Regions from separate parts of the Mus musculus genome. Here region 2 is linked to region 1. The links are chromatin contacts, found by Hi-C or POLR2A ChIA-PET in ENCODE. All regions are on one chromosome and are shown on one strand. Each heading gives the region's core, a stretch centred on a gene start or an enhancer-like site at or near the end of the contact. The rest is flanking DNA. Distances are from core to core; before and after follow the strand shown.

The links. A loop is a pair of places that touch in the nucleus more often than their neighbours do. ChIA-PET counts read pairs that join two places held with the same protein, here RNA polymerase II (POLR2A).
Region 2: a loop to region 1 is called in a map of T-helper 17 cell, with 6 times the contacts of the local background. The contact joins the promoter of Fbxo5 here to the promoter of Zbtb2 in region 1. A Hi-C loop is called at or near these places in 1 of 37 maps with a recorded cell type or tissue (T-helper 17 cell). POLR2A ChIA-PET finds 5 or more read pairs at or near these places in 1 of 5 experiments (embryonic stem cell).

Annotation. Positions count from the first base shown.
Region 1 is chr10:4,386,697-4,389,918 of GRCm38, forward strand. Zbtb2 (zinc finger and BTB domain containing 2) reads right to left here and starts at 1,412. Exons shown (of 3, transcript NM_001033466.3): 1 at 1,149-1,412.
Region 2 is chr10:5,804,100-5,807,175 of GRCm38, forward strand. It overlaps Fbxo5 (F-box protein 5), which reads right to left and starts at 1,366. Exons shown (of 5, transcript NM_025995.2): 1 at 1,160-1,366. The coding sequence starts at 1,238.

The sequences.
Region 1 (3,222 bases), core at 162-2,661:
CCAACAGGCAGAGGAGGGCGCGACCGCTCCGGCTGCAGCCCTAGGCAGCGAAGACCCGCCCAGGAGGCCTTGGCCCCGCCCCGCAAGGGAGGGGGCGGAGCGGGCGGAGCGGCGTCCGGGTCCGCCCCAGGGGCCCAGGGGAGGGGGAGCAACGCACTCTGGTCGCGCCGCTCGCTCGCTCGCTCGCCCCTCCCTTAGGCCCCGCACGCTCGCGCCCGCGCCCGCGCCCGCGCGCCCGCGCCCCGAGTCCCGCGGCGCCCAACACAATGCCGACGCCTACGCCTCGCGCGCGCACCGCCCCGGCCGGCGCCACGGCCCCGGCGCCAGGGGCGTGGTGGAGGGGCGGGAGGGGGGAGGGGAGGGGAGCAGCGCGCGCGAGAGCCTCAGACAGCGCGAGACCCGAGGCCGGAAGCGCGCGTGCGCGCCCCCGCCCGCGAGCGGGAGGCGGAGCCGTAGCAGTAGCGACAGCAGCTGTAGGAGCCGCTGCAGCTGGGAGACGCGCCAGAGAGGCCGGGCCTGCTCCGGTCCGACCGGATCCCTCCCCTCCCCCTCCCTGCTGCCTCCCCTCCCCCAAACCCACTTCCGCAGCTCGCGGCCTGGCCGCCGAGGCGGCGAAGACAACAACCCCGGCGGGAGGCGACGGCCGAGTACGCACCTGATGGGCCCACCTGGCGGGGCTCCGGCGCGGGACCGCTCACCGGCAGCCGCCCGCTCCGGACGCCCTTGGCCGCGGCGGGCAGCAGACACCGGCGACTAGGACCGGAACGCGGAGCGCCCCCTCCCCTTGCGCCCGCCCTCTCGGCTTCCGTCCCCTCCCCCTCCTGCGAAGCCCCGGATGGAGCGGCCGCGACTCGCCGCCGCCCGGCTGCCTGGATGGTTTTGTCAGGCGGCTAGGGCCCCGGCGCCTGGCGCCGTCGCCGCCCCCGCCCCGCCGGGGCCGCCCCCGCCCCGGCGCCCCGCGCGCTAGGGCCCGCCGCCTGCCTTCGCCGGGAGCCCCGGGACCGGGAGTCATTCGTCGCCTTTGTTGCCACGGCCGCTGCCGGAACCGTTTGCGAGCTCCGGCGGCTCCCGCCCCTCCCTGCTGCTTCCCGGAGCCCGGGCCGGGGGCGGCACGTGGGCCCCGGGACGCGGTGGCGGTGCGCGCTTACCTGTCGCCGGTGCGGGCGGCCGCGGCGGGGCGTGAGAGGGGAGGCAGAGCCGGGCGGCCTGGCCTAACTGTCCCCGCCGCCGCCTCTGCCCCGCGTTGCTGCTGCTGCTGCTGCTTGCTGCTGCCGCCGCGGTCGGTGTCTCCGGCGCGGCGGCGGGCGGCGGCGGCGGGGCTTTTCCTGTCCGGTTACGTTAAGGTCACATGACCGAGAGAGCGGAGCGACTAGTGCAAAGCGGCTGAGAGCGGCTCCCGCCGGGGGGGAGAGGCGGCGAGAGAGCAGTGGCGGCAAGAGCCCCTCCGCCCCCCCAGCCGCTCCCCTCCCCCCTGCCCGCCCGCCTCCGCCTCCTGCTGCTCTGCCGCCGTCGCCGCCGCCGCCGCCGCTGCTGCCGCCGCCTGCAGCTCGGCGCTGCGGCTTCCACCCAGCCTGGGCTCGCGGCCCCAGCCAAAGTTCTGCAAGCCATGTGCAGCTGAGGCGAGGAAACTTCTCAGCGGCCGGGCCCGGAGGCTGGCGGCCCGGCCCCCTTGTTTACAGAGTGTTTAGGTAGGACCAGTCCTGCCGCTGCAGACGGTCTTTTCAGGGGTGCAGAGGGAGACGCATGCCCGTTCTCCTGTCAAGAGATGCTTGACATCTCTTGGCTCTCTCTGCCTTTGTCCTTGGACTGCTCCGGGTTAGCTATTCGTCCGAAGATACGGAGTTGGGCTGTTGTTGATCGGTGCTGGCTGAAAGTCATACAGAAGTAGCTATCGTTGCATGTCCTGTGTTGCGAGGTCGAGGTGCTTGCTGCGTTGCATAGGCGACTTGTAGGCTAAGCTGTTTCCGTTAGGATTGAGTGGGATACTTCCCTGCGCGTTAAGCTTTGTGGTGCTTTGCGCTGTGTGCATTTGGACAGGACGATACTCTGGTTGACTTTTGGTCTCTTGAGGATCTAGTGGAGTAGAGTCAAGAGTTGCCATCCTGTGGGGTGTGTTAAAGGGAGATTCTGAAACAGGTAACATGGCGGGGGAATTGGAATGCCCTGATTGAACCTTCTTAAGGGTTTAAAGTTGACCTTTTATGTTTCCCTTTTGCTAGAAGTTGTGCTTCAGGTAGTACAGTTTTATCCCTTTTGCGTGCTTGAGTTAGTGGTTTACTTTACATAGCTTAGATTTTACGCTTGTTTGTAAATAAGTGCTGGCAGCTAACACTTGGCTTGCCAGCACAGAAGTCTGTAAGGACCTTGATGCCAAACCCGTTTGGTTTTGAAAGTCAGACTCCTAGCACAATGCTGTACACTGACTGTGCGTCCTAGAAACCTCGAGTGAGTGTGCTTAGCAATCCAGTTGTATGTACACCTACTGATGACTAATTTCTTCGAGGATGTAAACATCTGTGTAGCTGTAGTGTTGCCCAGTGTGAGTAACAGATCCCGTGGATACCTGCCTTGAACTTTCCTAGCCTTTGATCAGCTAGATGAATGGCTTGTAGAGTGCTTAAACGTCTGCGTCCACAAACGAGTCCTGACCGTGACCTGCGAGTTCTAGGGCATTATCAGTAAAACAGCAGTGCTGTCCTTCACACTGGAATGCTCTATTTCCTTTAGAAAGAGACCAACATGAATGTGATTTGTTGTGTAGAGAGAGTCATGGTTAAGGTTTTTAGGTTCTTCGTTCTTTCAAGTTGAGATTGTGGAGTTCTTTGTGAAGGTGGTTTGATGGAAGGACGTCTTTGAGACAGAATGTCAAAAGCTATGCAACTCTTGGCTGCTTTGGAACTTGTCACAATTCTATTTCCTTTGGGATGCTGGGATTAGATTATAAGGGTGTACCACATACCATCTCTCTGAGTCTTAAGGAATAGTTTGTCAGCACTTTGTAACAGTTTCACAGAAACAACCTGGTGGTAAGCTCTTACTCTGGTTCTAAAGACTTGTGCTAAGAGCACATATCCCTGTTCCCTCAGGACCTGCTGGAGCAATATGTTGTCTAGAGCATCTTGGTCTCCATAGGAGCTGCTGCTCAGATTGGAACTGGGCTGTTTTGCTGCTAGCTAGTTTGAAGTCATAGGCCAGCCTGCTTGACTCACCAGATGTGCAGGG
Region 2 (3,076 bases), core at 116-2,615, 1.4 Mb after region 1:
AGTTGGGGGCAGCAAGCATTTCCTGAGGAGGAAAGCTGAGCAAAAGAATCCCTTCGTAAACCATTAAATTTCTTATTTTCTAACGGAGACTCGGGTACTCTTTTACAGACACATTCTGCTAAGCTAGTACTTTCTTCTCTTCAAGACTTAATTCCTTTTCTGATGAAGAAAGATTATTGAGGATATATATATATATATAGAGAGAGAGAGAGAGAGAATGAATTACCTCTTCCTTCAGTTGGAAATTTTCTACGATAGAACCGATGCATCTTTCATTGAGATGCCAAGAAAGATAAAAAATTAATAAGAAAATAAACAATTGATTCTCTCTGCTCACCTAAACGTTGGAAAAAGTGACCATTAATTCTTCAAAACACCCGAAAATTAAACAATCCCTCCTCGATTCTTTCATCAGCTAAACACTACAGGCAAACTCACCGTTTTGGAGGAAAAAGGGCGCTTTTTAAAAGGCCCTGCTGACTCCAGGCCTTGAGACTTACTGAGAAGCAGCAAAACAGGGGAGGAAAAAAAAAACTTTTTCCATTTGGTACAGTGGGCAGGCGGGGGCTGGGGGGTCCTTTACATTTGGCGGGAGCTGAGAAGGAGCCCCTAGAAATGCTGAGGGGGTCGGTGGTGGGAGGTGCCCCGAGGGCGCGGTGCACGAGGGAAGGCGGGAGATAAGCGCGGAGCTCAATCTCCCGCGCTCTCCAGCCAGGGCTCTGAGGGCAAAAAGTTACGGAGACTGAGTATGGATGTGAGATAGATGAGTTGTGAAATGGGGGGCGTAGAGGCTAGAGATGGGGCCATCTGGCCAGCTTGGAGTCCCACAGTCCTGTCACAGCTCGAGCATGAGTTGAGGAGGGGAGAGGAGGGGGCATTTGGCGCCCAGGCAGGGGGTGGGGTGGAATGCGGCGCGCAGAAGCCACTACCTTGCACGTCCCCAGTGCAGGGTCTCGGGGTGGGATGGAATAGTAGGACCCCGTACAAGGCCGACCACATCTGTCCCACTCTGCACCAGCCACCCTTGCTCCGCGCCTTCCTCCCAGTCCCGGGCCCAAATAGGTCGCCTGAGGCCCGGAACACCGTGATCTGCAAGCACCCAGTTTCTGAGGCTGCCGCCACAGAGAAAGGATTCCCACGATGCCCGCCTCACACTCACCGTCCACGGTAGTCCGCGCGCCAAGACGGCAGGGACAGGAGGACGGCCGGCGCAGGTCACTGCAGGTGCGCCGGCTCATGCCGCAAAACTCGGGCTCCAATGCTGGGGAGGTGGCGGCGACGACAGGAAAAAGGTGGCCGGCCAGACGAGGCGCCGAGCCGCAGCTCTTAAAAGGCGCCAGCTGGTACTTTTAAAATCTTTGAATTTGGTGCCCAAATCAGAACAGACCAATGGGGCGCGGCGTTTGCACAAGCGTGCCAATAGGCAGGCGGCATGAGAGGACGCCCTCGCTCGCCCAATAGGAGGGCGCGGGGGCGGAGCCAGCCCTGGAGCCTGGGCTCCTCCCACACGCCCAGATCCTCGCCTCCCCAAAGTTGCTGATGGAGCTGGCAAGCACGCCCATGTAGGCGTGGCCTGTGAAGGCGGCTGGTCCTCTGCGCAAACCCGCCATGCTGCCCTCTCCCCGCACCCCCCCTCCGTTATCCCGCGAACCGGCTTCTCCAGAGTCCTCATGTCCTGGGGACAGCTCCGACTTCTGCCTGAAAGTCTGTGATGGACACAGGCGGGCCCCCAGTCTTCCTCCATCGTCTGTTACGAGCGAGTTTGCAGAGCTGCAAACCCGCCACTCTGAGTGCACACCTTCCGGAAAACAAGCCCTTCCCCTGGCTCCGGACCCGCCTCTCTAGGATTTAGGCGCGCTCTACTCTCCCTCCTAAATTGGCTCCACCCCCTGCCTGGAGCTCCTGCGCTTGCGTATTGCGCGGCCGCCACTACGGAGTTGGCGGGTTGGCGCTTGCGCGCGAGGAGCCTGGCGGTTCCCTCCGGGCGGGGCGGACTAGCTGGGGGGGACATGTGACCGGAGAACCGCCCTTGCCCTGGGGATGGCGCGCAGCAGGACCCCGGCGTCCCTTTGCTTGGCGCCTTCCGAAGGCTGAGGGCGCGGCCTAACTTAGATCTGGCCATTGCATTCTTTTTTTCTTTTTTTTGGGTTGGGGGCGGGGGGGCCGGTTCGAGACAGGGTTTCTCTGTATAGCCCTGCTTTGGCCATTGCATTCTTTTGGGTTTTCAACCACCACGAATTCTTAAAAGTGTTAATTTGTATTTTATTTTATGTGTTCTTAACCTTCGTTGGCTAGGCTCGACAGCCGACCTGTTCCCCTAAATAAGTCAGACTCCCGTCTCTTTGGGGTGGAGCGCCCTGGCTGCGTGGATATTTTTATATCAAAGGCGAGAGTGAAAGTATTATTAAGTCTGATGGTGAGCTATAGTGCACCACTAATGATGCTGGGCATGCACGTCTTGAATTTATTTCTAAGTGGTGACAATACACTTAACTTCTTTTCAGACTACAGAGCAGTAAAGCTACAGGATATGCCATTTCCCTCTTGCTTTTCTGCAAGAGCATATGACTTTCTGTTAGTGTTCCATGCAGCTCCTGTGTAAAGCGGGACCAAGATTGGACTGAGTCATACAAACGTTGGGTGGATCCAGTTTTTATCAAATTCTTTTTGTTTATCCCTAGTTTTCTGGCATTTTCACGTTTGGAGTGTTGCAAAAAAAATAGTGATGTAGGTGGTGTTGCTTACCAAAATCTTGACCGCTATTTCTGTTTTGTACCTGAGAACTTTGCCTCTAAGTAAAAAGGCTGAAAAGACACGAGCCCTGTCTTTAAGGAAGTTTATATCCTAATGAGAAGGAATTTGGCAATCAAAATTTTCAGTAAATGAAAGATACTAAACTACGTGTTAAAAGAACTGTTAATAGAGACATAGGTTGAGAATCTTGAATGGTCAGTTAAGTTTGACACTTTGAACTGTATTGACCTCACAAAGAACTACATTAAAAAAAGTGCCTAGAGCTCAAGCAAGGGGGACAGGGGTGTGTGTGTGTGTGTGTGTGTGTGTGTGTGTGTGTGTG